2 separate regions of the Homo sapiens genome follow, and region 2 is linked to region 1. The links are chromatin loops, found by intact Hi-C in ENCODE. Cell type or tissue: CD14-positive monocyte. All regions are shown on one strand. Each heading gives the region's core, and the rest is flanking DNA. Links, peaks and the distances in the headings are about the cores only.

What was found. Hi-C counts contacts between places; a loop is a spot of excess contacts. Peaks named below come from ENCODE experiments on the same cell type or tissue, not always from the same donor. Only the 100,000 strongest peaks of a DNase experiment are listed, where the experiment ranks them.
Region 2: it touches region 1 in a loop (2.1-fold over the local background); 2 of 110 quality-filtered maps call a loop at or near these places.

The regions. Positions count from the first base shown.
Region 1 is chr1:185,481,841-185,487,225 of GRCh38, forward strand. All of the region lies in intron 1 of LOC107985239 (a long non-coding RNA gene), which reads left to right. Among named protein-coding and RNA genes, the nearest start is that of LINC01350, 140 kb to the right of the region's middle. In CD14-positive monocyte, for the core only: no CTCF peak of the experiment used is centred there; DNase peaks (open chromatin) are centred at 1,901, 2,481 and 4,701; H3K27ac peaks cover 1,657 bases.
Region 2 is chr1:185,557,712-185,563,096 of GRCh38, forward strand. It overlaps LINC01350 (long intergenic non-protein coding RNA 1350), which reads right to left. Exons shown (of 4, transcript NR_110793.1): 4 at 668-964. The region is part of intron 1 of LOC107985239 (a long non-coding RNA gene); the gene reads left to right. Among named protein-coding and RNA genes, the nearest start is that of LINC01350, 68 kb to the right of the region's middle. In CD14-positive monocyte, for the core only: CTCF peaks have their summits at 2,334 (motif pointing left) and 2,534; a DNase peak (open chromatin) is centred at 2,360; H3K27ac peaks cover 1,217 bases.

The sequences.
Region 1 (5,385 bases), core at 288-5,287:
AATTTTATTTAGTTGAATATGTTGGTCTTTTACATTTTTAATATCTTCTGCCACTTTTAATTTTAGGATTCAACCTTCCTTCAAAAAAAATTTTTTTTTTTTTGAGATGGAGTCTTGCACTGTCGCCCAGGCTGGAGTGCAGTGGTGCGATCTCAGCTCACTGCAAGCTTCGCCTCCTGGGTTCACGCCATTCTCCTGCCTCAGCCTCCTGAGTAGCTGGGACTACAGGCGCCCACCACCACGCCTGGCTAATTTTTTGTATTTTTAGTAGAGATGGGGTTTCACCGTGTTAGCCAGGATGGTCTCGATCTCCTGACCTCGTGATCCACCTGCCTCGGCCTCCCAAAGTGCTGAGATTACAGGCGTGAGCCACCGCGCCTGGCCTCTTCAAATTTTTAATTTCCATTTTTAAACTTTTTAATTGGAATGATTTTTGATTTGCATAAAAGTTGCCGATATATAGAGTTCCTGTATACTCTTCACCCAGATTCTCTGTTACTATCCTAGAAAACCATAGTACAATTTTCAATGCTAAAAAATTAATATCAATACAATAATATCAGCTAAGCTACTGACTCTTTGGATTTCGCCAGTTTTCCACTAGTGCTCTGTTTCTGTTCTGTGATCCAGTTCAGGAGCCCACGTCTTGTTTACTTGTCATCTCCTTAATCTCCTGTGATGCATGACAGCTCCTCAGTCCTTCCTTCTCTTTCATGACCTTGACACTTCTGAAAAGTACTGGTCAAATATTTTGTAGAATGTCCCTCTATTTGGTTTGTCTGATGTTTTCTTGTGAGGAGATTGAGGTTCCATATTTTTGGTAAAAAAAATTACATTGTAGCTGAAGTAATATCAGTGATCTCAGTGCATCTAACGTGAGATTCTTGATGTCAGTATATCTTTTTTTTTTTTGAGATGGAGTCTTGCTCTGTCACCAGGCTGGAGTGCAATGGTGCAATCTTGGCTCACCGCAATCTCCACCTACTGAGTTCAAGAGATTCCCCTGCCTCAGCCTCCCCAGTAGCTGGGACTACAGGCGCTCACCACCACACCTGGCTAATTTTTTGTATTTTAGTAGAGACAGGGTTTCACCATGTTGGCCAGGATGGTCTCGATCTCCTGAACTCGTGATCTGCCCACCTCAGTCTCCCAAAGTGCTGGGATTACAGGCTGAGCCACTGTGCCTGGCCGTCAGTGTATCTTATTACTGGTGCTGTTAGCCATGATCTCTTGGTTAGGGTGGTATCTCTTGAGTTTCTATTCTGTAAGGTTACTATTTTCCCTTTTAAAATTTATAAATATCTTGGGAGAGATATTTTGAGACTTTAAAAATATCTGTTCCTCCTCAACCTTCTGACCATTAATTTTAGCATCTAACTGTGGATCTTGCCTGCAGTAATTATTATTGTGGTATTCTAATTGCTGTTTTCTATTTCCCTATTTCTTCTATTTTCATTAACTGAAATTTTTCTGTAAGGAAAAGCTGTCTCTTCTCCCTAATTTATTTATTCACTCATTTACTTATTCAGTGTGGACTTATGGGTATTTATTTTAGTCTATGGGTTAAAATCCAATACTACTATTTGTTTTGTTGCTCAATCTGTTCCTGCTTAGGGCCTTTGACTCGTGTACCCTTTTTACATGTCCCTATCTTTAAAAAAATAAACAAAAACAAAAAAAAAACCTGAGTTTTTTTTTCCTTTCTCTAATTTTACTCTAAAATATTTGAATCCTTATTGGGTAAGTGGGGAAAGATAGATGTAGGGTTGGTGAGATCTCATGGACATGAAGGCATCCTGTTGGATCTTGTGTTCCTCCAAGACTTTCTTGTAACAAAAGGAGCCTCAGCCACAGGGAAGCTGAGTATCCTGTCATATGGCTGTTGCTGTTTAAGTCATTTGCTGTGAGCAGAGTCACAAGGCAACACTGGGAACAACAGGCCTAACGCATGTCAACTCAGTGATTTTCAAACTAATACCTAATAGGAGGGATAGGAATCCCAACTTCTCATTTCTAGCCCAGTACTATTTCTGTGTTCTTGAGAAAGCTTAAGGCTGACTGTGACACTTCTGAGGCTATACCATCTGGTTGTCTCTCAGCTCTGTGGATTTTGAAACATGAGGAAAGAAAGAGGGAGTGGTAGCTTTCTCTGCCTCTGTAAACCTCATTAAAGTGATGTTTTTTGTTCCTATTGTCATTGGGGAAGGCAGTGATACTGCCAAGTAAGGAGTGGTTGATGCTTCAGATGAAATGGATGTTTGTGTTAAGAGTCTTTGTGTTAGATTGCCTTCTCGGCATCCCAGCTCTCAGCAACTCTCTTCCAGTTGTCACCTGATACATGTGGTTGAACAGCTTCTATTCCCTGTGCTCTTGTCTGTGACTAACCAGTGCTTCTCTTGTGGGATTAGTCTTCAGGATCACAGGACAGCTTGGCTTCTTCCTTCCTCAAGCAATGTGCTATTAATGCCAACCATGGGAACTTGGTGTAATGCAATACAGATACTTGAAATTGCTGAGTCACTTCACAGTGATGGTCATGTCTGTGAATGTGAGTGAGCCAAATAATGTGGAAGAAGAATGGTCTTTCAGGACATCACTAGACTTCTTAGACACTCTATTCTTTCCCACATTTAAATGTTTTCCCACATGTTAAATGTTTTGCCTTATGATGAATTCAGGTTAGGAATTTTCTGATACTAAGGGTTGAGAAAAGCAAATGAGCTATTACTCATGAGATCATATTTGTGAAAATGACTTAGATCAAATGAATTGCCCTTAAATCCTTTCTTGCTATGTAGATTCTTTTATTATTTTCTGTTCCAGCATTGTCCATAATTTGAAAGGTAAACCTAGTTGTTGAGTACTTTCAGATGGATATGCTATCAATGTAAGCCAGTGACAAACTGTCTGAGCCTGTTTAGACCTTGTCCCACAACGAAGTCTCCCAGGCTGAGAGAAGCTCTGATGCCCATGGCAAGCAGACAGCACGAACTGCTGGAGAGGGGAGCTGCTGACTCCCTCATCTTAATGGTTTATCCTTGGTTACTCTTTTTCTAAAAAGTAGAATCCTAGACTTATTTATTCATTTACTTTTACTTTTTTGAGACAGGGTCTCGCTGTTGCCCAGGCTGGAGAGCAGTGGTGTGATCTTGGCTTACTGCAACCTCCGCCTCCTAGGCTCAAGTCATACTCCCACCTCAGCCTCCCAAGTAGCTGGGACTACAGATGTGTGCCACCATGCCTGGCTGATTTTTTAATTTTTTGTAGAGATAGGGTTTTGCCATGTTGTCCAGGCTGGTCTCAAACTCCCGGGCCTCACAAAGTGCTGGGGTTACAGGTGTTCGCCACCATCCCTGGCCTGAGAATCCTAGATTTAAATCCCAGGTGTCTAGAAAAACTTATTCTTTCAAAATATAGTCCCCAATCCAGTTACTATGTGCCAGGCCCTGTGCTAATGTAGCTGTGATTACAGTCATGAACAAAATGGCTTTGTCCTCGTGGGGCTTAAGGTCTACAACAGCCCTGTCCAGTAGAAATATAATGGGAGTGCATATTATAACTTAAAATGTTCTAGAAATACATTTTTAAAAGCGAAAAGAAGCAGGTAAAATTAATTTTAATAACATATTTTATTTAACAATATAGCTAAAGTATTATGACATGTAATCAGTGTAAAAGTTATTGAGATAGTTTACATTCTTTTTATTGTACTAAGTCTTCAAAATTTTGTATGTGTTTTGCACTTATAATACATCTCAGTTTGGATTCGCTACATGTTAAGTGCTCAACAGTGTCATGTGGCTCGTGCCTACTGTACTGGGAGGTGTGGTTTACCAACATCCTACATGTAATTCCACAAGTCAATATTTAGATCCGGATGTTCAATCTTTTGGCTTCCCTGGGCCACACTGGGAGAATAAGAATTGTCTTGGGCCATACATAAAATACACTAATGATAGCTAGTGAGCAAAAAAACAAAAAAAAGAAAAAAAACCACCTCATAATGTTTAAACAAAGTTCACAAATTTGTGTTAGGCCGCATTCAAAGCCATCCTGGGCCGTGGGTTGGACAAGCTTGATTTAGGTTATAATGGTAATACGTGCTATCAGAGAAATGGAAACTGGCGTAATAAGCAATTAGGAAGGGTTTTGGGGATACTGACAGTGAAACTTGAGGGATGAGTTGGAGTGAGGCAGGAATGAAGGAAAGTAAGAACTGTCCAGGCAAAGGGAACAGCTTTTGTGAAGTCCTTGGGTTGAAAACGAGTGAAAAGGAGGCTGGTATGCTGACCTTTGTGAGAATGGATGAACAGCTCACATTCTTCTGTGAGCAGAAGAATGATGGTACTAAGAACAGAAAGAGAGAAATCATCCAGAATAAATCTGGTTTTAGAGGAAAGATAACTTTGATTTTAATATGGCTTTCAGGCACAAAAGATATAGGAAAATGGGAGGGAGGAAGGGCTGGAGATGTAGTTTTCAGGGTTGATGGAGCTGGCAAGTTAAATCTTTTAACATCTTTATGTCTGAATTTATCTTCAAGGGTCACTCATTAGGTGGGCTGGAAACCACTATGGGAAAGAGATGGGAGAGTCAAATAGATCAGGAGAGGAGGAGAGAGATGGAGAACATAAACCGTGTGCTAGAGAAGGTGACAGGTCATGAGGAAGAGATTAAACTCAGTGATGAAATCTTGGGGCCAACAGGAAAAGGAAGGGAAGTTTAAGACTAAGTGGTCAGAGCCTGGAGAAGTGGAATGGAGCGGGGATTAAGGCCAGCAGGTCAAAGGTGATTGGTGAACAGTGGCTTCCTTTAGTCGACTGCTGGCCGCATGGTGGGTGGTCGGTGGTAGGTGAGCCAGGTTTAAAGTAAAAGCAAAGAGTCTAGTAGACACTTTAAACAACTCATTTTATCAGCCTCCTCTACACACTGGCAGTTTCAGAGGAAACAACCCAGGGACTGAAGAGAGAGAGGCCATGGAAAATGGGCTGATATCTCGAAGAACAACAGAATGCCTCTAAGGCTGGAGAGAAAGCCGACTTGTCTGGGTCCTGAGAACAGCCTGCCCTGGCTGTTACCTCTCATGCTCTTACATTCTGGCAAACAAGGTGTCTGCTGCTCTTAGCAAATCCTAAAGAGACGGTGGTGATAACTGAAGTTCACTTTTCAAATGGTGAAGTGTCTCCTCTACCTACCACCAGGAGAAGCATAGGCATCTCTAGCTCACCAGGCCTCTGGCCACCAACCAGAAATTTTAAAGCTTGAACTCCATTGTGAGGCATTTAAAGCTTGCTGTGTCCATACTGAGAGCATGTGAAGAAGCCTGACTTATAAGGCCCTGGAGTTTGTGTTTTCTGCACGCTCTCCTGGAATGCTGAAACAGCA
Region 2 (5,385 bases), core at 102-5,101, 76 kb after region 1:
CTGCACTCCAGCCTGGGCGACAGAGCGAGACTCCGTCTCAAAAAACAAAACAAAACAGAAGTTATCTTGATCATATTATTCTTACTACTTGCTGAAAGCCCTACTAACTTTTTGGTGGCTTTGAGTAAGAGTTCACTTTACCCTCCAGCAAGGAAGTCATGCATCTATATAGAAGTTTGGATCAAAACTCTGGTTTTTCCGCCGGGCGCAGTGGCTCATGCCTGTAATCCCAGCACTATGGGAGGCCAAGGTGGGCAGATCACCTGAGTTTAGGAGTTCTAGACCAGCCTGGCCAACATGGCGAAACCCCATCTCTACTAAAAATACAAAAAAGTAGCCAGGCATGGTGGTGCACACCTGTAATCCCAGCTACTTGGGAGGCTGAGACAGGAGAATTGCTTGAACTCAGGAGGTGGAGGTTGCAGTGAGCTGAGATTGCGCCACTGCATCCCAGCCTGGGCGACGGAGTGAGACTCTGTCTCAAACAAACAAAAACAAACAAAACTCTGTTTTTACAAACTGTGGTTTCTGGATAGGTGCTTTAGGGGTTCAGCAAACATTTGATTCAAATGTTGTTTTCATATTTATCTTAACCATGATATCTACGATATTAATTAGCAGGGGTAAATAATGCTAGCTGTTGTAACAAAGACCCCAAAATTAGTTGTTTAATACAAGACCAGTTTATTTCTTGCTATTCCAAACCTATTAAAGATGTTCCCGCCCTGCAGGTGGCCTGCTACATGGTCCTTCAGAAACCAAACTCCTTCCATATTACAGCCCTGTCCTCCTCTAGATCCTCAGTCCTTTCCAGCGTGGTCCAGTTGTTGAGGAAAGGGTTGGAGGGTTGCCATGGGGGGTTTGCCGGTGCCAGGTCTGGAAGTGGTGCATGTCCGTTCTACTCATACTTCACTAGCTGGAGCTCAGACAAATGACCACAGGAAGGCTGGTAAATATGGTTGAGCTGTGAACCCAGAGAGAAAAGGAGCTGATTTTTGTTAAGGACACAGCTATCTGTCTCTACTACAATTTTTAAAAATATCTTTTAACTTTTGGGGCACTACAGCTTACTACTATGTTGCCAATGTTAATAACTTGTTTTGGTGCAGATTTTGGAATTAAGCTTCTTGTTTTATTTAGTTAAAGAATATCCTAAGGTTGAAAGAAAGGCTATTACAAAAACATCTGTTACCATTTACAGTGATTTATCTGTGGCAATCACTGTCATCCTTGACAAAAGTCATTGCAAAGACAACACCAAAATAAATTATATTCTAAAACTGATGTATGTTTATAAGTCATCCATAAACTCAGATCTCATTCATCTAAAAACACTTCCTTGTTCTCAGTGACTGACTTTATAATATTTAACAGAAATGTGAACTTATAAAATAAACTTATATTAATAGAATATTTTTATCTGTTCTGGATATATTGAGGTTGCCTATAAGGTTTATCTTGAAAAGGGTTCCACTGCTTAACAAATTTAAAACAGTGATACTAAAGTCTCTTCTAGCTCTAACATTTATAATGCTTTCTATTTTTATATGCCATTGAAAGAAAGACTAACTCCTGATTGCATATAAATGGTGCAATGCAAGTTAAGTTATTTTCCTTAGTAGAAAAGTTAAGTTGCACTGGGAAAACTGTTGCATAATGTGCTTCCCCAACCTGTAACTTAAATCACTTAAATACATTATTTTAGAAATTCTCAGAGACTTGAAATCTTCTGAGGTGTCTACCAACTGATAATCCATGCAAATAATTTCCACAGCTTGTTTGATATTTGCAAGTGAAACACACTTTTGCTTGTTCGTAACTAAGCTCATCTCTCCTGCATTAACTATAATGTCAAGTTTGGGGGGGGGGGCGGCTCTTTAATTAAAGAGCCCCAGACCTTTCAAGGATCAGCATTGATTGTCTTCTGCTTCAGATCCCTTCTTGATTAGGTTTAAATGTCCTTTTTGGTAACTATGGGCTCCTTTGTTGCTCCTTTAAAGGAGTAGCCCCCTGCCTACCTCACTCAGAGGCTGGTTTGGGCCTGAAATATATAACCAGACAATCCTGCTATGTATCTGATATTGCGGAGGCTAGAGGTGCTGTGGGTTTTGTTTTCAAGGTTGCAGATGGAGTTGAAGGTCATAATGCCTTTTCCCATGACTGCTGGCAGCAGCTGCAGGGTTACTAAGGGAATAGCCACAGACCACAGTGTGATGAGAGGAATAAACTCAGGTGACTCTGCCTGTCTGGCTTGTATAAAGTCTTACAGTCCTGCCTTCATTGGGGAGTCCTTGCATAGGGCCAGCCAGGCTCCTGGAACCATCACTGCCCTCTACTGGATCAGCATAGGAGTCCTTGAAGCCCAGTGGGTCCTTCTGATGAAATGGGTGTTAGCCTTTGAGCTCTGAGGAAGTGGCGACCACAGAATTTATCCTCAGTTCACCTCATGCACTTAGCCAGTGACAATGGTTTGCTTGGTTTGACATCTGCTTGTACTGAAACTAGTCATATCTGTGAGATCTGTCAGATGCGGGTTCTATTCAATTTGGTACACTTGTACAGAAAATACCATTTTGGGTTTGAAAGCAGATACATTTAGATCAGAGACATGAAAAGACAAAATGGCTTTAGAATGCTGAAAAAGGCCTTGGCAACTCTGAAATGGTGTTTTCATTTAAGGCTAATTTGTATGTCAAAGCAGATTCAGGAAAGTCCATTTGAGAAAATCCCCTTAGAAGTGACTATTATTTCTATTATGGTTAGTCTTTAATGTGCAGAACACTGTGGAGCTGGGACAGTGAGACTTGGCGGCCCATTTACTTTAGCCACCAAATGTGACTTTTTTTGTGCCCAGAATCACTTCTGTTACTTTTTCCAGAATTTCTCATCCCCTTCTACTTATTTTCAGTCTTTTTTTTGACCCACGCCTCTATTTTATTTTTCATCCAACCCTCTGCAATGAATGACAAAAATGGAATACTGAAGGAGAAAATAACTTAAAGCTATGAAATACATGTTTGATCTACATGTTCCTTGGAGAAAGTGTGGAACATTCAGACAAGAATAAAGAGGAAGGTTAGATCACCCCGATTGCTCTCTGCACCCATCCTTCTCCACCTTGCTGAGTGCCTGGGGAAGCTGAGCTCCATCCAAAGGCCCCCTTGCCTTCGGACTTCTGCTGGAGTTTTGCCTGTGTGAGTGAAGTTGGGCCTGACTTCCTTCCTGTGGGGTTGCAGCTGGCTGTCTGTGTGCCTTGACTGAAGGGCACAGCTCTGTCCAGCAGCCCTCTCTCTAAAGGTTCAGGAAACCACTCTTTCCTCCAACCCCTTCTGGCCTAGGCTGCTAATGGGGCTGACCCTAGGAACCCGTACCATTCTTCACTCATACCTCACATATAGACCCTTAAGACACTCTCCTCAAATTACCCAGTATACGAGTTTTATCAGTTTTCTGCTGAAACCCAGGATGGTCCAATCATAATCCCTACTTAGAGATAAATATGGGTAATCATGTTGGAGTATCTCCTTAGCTACCTTTATTTATTATCCTGTGGGATCAGATTAAATCATGAGTTAGAGATGTAGCCTAATTCTGTGTGTACATCTTTATATCTTACCTTATATCTTACCCCTCCCACATGTAATTACTTATGAGAGTGACCCCCTATTGTTAAAATCTTCCCTATCTCAAATAATGAACTTTATTGACTACTTTTTGTTTCACTATATGGATAGAACTGAATTTATTTTGGGACTCAAGAGCACCTCTGTGATCTACCTTCTGAATCCCCTCAAACTTAGTGGCTTATGTATTTATCTGCTGGTTCAACTTTGTAAGACAGAGGGTTTGACTGGCTCAGTGTGTCACACACCCCCTCTGGGGTACCCCTACTGGACAAAAGCTCAAGCTGGGTTACCTCGTGGACAATTGAGCCTCTTTATGTTCAGCCTTCACTAACCTCAGTGGTTAAGTGACTTCTCCTAGTTCCCATCCTAGTAAATTGCAGAGCTGGAACTTGAACTCATGACTGCTGTCTCTAAACCCAGGGCTTATCTACTCCAAAATGTATTTGCCAACAATGTAAAACTCAATCTCTACATCTAACCACAGAAACCACAGTTGTAAGTCACAGAAGAATGTCAATTTTTTAAAAACGTGTGTGGTTCCAAAGAAATGGGCTATCAAGCCACAAAAAGACCTGGAGAAAACGTCAGTGCATATCACCAAAAAGAACTCCACTTGCGAAGTCTACACACTGTAGGTTTCCAACTATATGACATTCCAGAAATGGCAAAACTCTGGAGACAGTAAAATGATCAGTGGTTGCCAGGGGGAGGAAGAAGAGATGAATAGGTGGAGCACAGAGGATTTTTAGGATGGTGAAACTACTCTGTATGATACTGTAATGGTGCATACATGTCATTATACATTAGCAAAAATTCACAGAATGTGTACCTCTAAGAGTGAACCCTAATATAAACTATAGTCTTTCGGTGATAATGATGTGTCAATGTAGGTTCATAATTGTCACAACTGTACCACTCTGGTGGGGGATATTGACAATGGGGAGGCTGTGCATATGTGGGGAAGGGGGTACCTCTGTACCTTCTGGGAATCTCTGTACCTTCTGCTCAATTTTGCTGTCAACCTAAAACTGCTCTGAAAACTAAGATTTCTTCCTTTTAAAAAAATGTGTAGTTCCTTTTAAATTGGTATCCTATTAATTTCCATTGCCAACAGATTTACTGTGTTTAACTCTAGTTTTCATTTAAGAAAAATGACTGACTTTTTTATCACAAATGTCTGCAATAAATTGACATTCCCATCACAGGGGCTTTCTCACTGGAAACCTATTTTCCTATTGTTATTTTAAAGCAGTGTCAACATCCATCTCCTACATTCAGATAATGTGGACACATAATCAATTACCAAACATATTTAATTCAGAGGCCTACTGAAGCGTTTCACACTTGAATCTTGTAGTGAAGATATTTACGAGATTGTTTTTATTTAAAGCCCTAGAGATTTAGAGGAATAAACTAGAAGCTTAACTTGAGACTTTCAAAATCCTGAGATCTATCCAGGCATCCATCATACATGACAGAATGATTATACCACCCCCAGAACTAGGTGCTCGATGACGCACTGAGTTAATCTCTTTCTATTCCAATGTATACTACATATATCTTTTATTCAATATATTGAGTACAGAAACTTAAAGCTCAGAACTTTGACATTCTCATGCATTAATTTCTTTTTGTTTAAACAACATAAAGAGATAGTCTTCATTAGAGAGGATCATAATGGACATATGTGGATAGGTTTTCCTGTTGGTTGCTCAAAAAGTAAATAGCAAAAATATGTGTCTCTATGTAAACATATTTT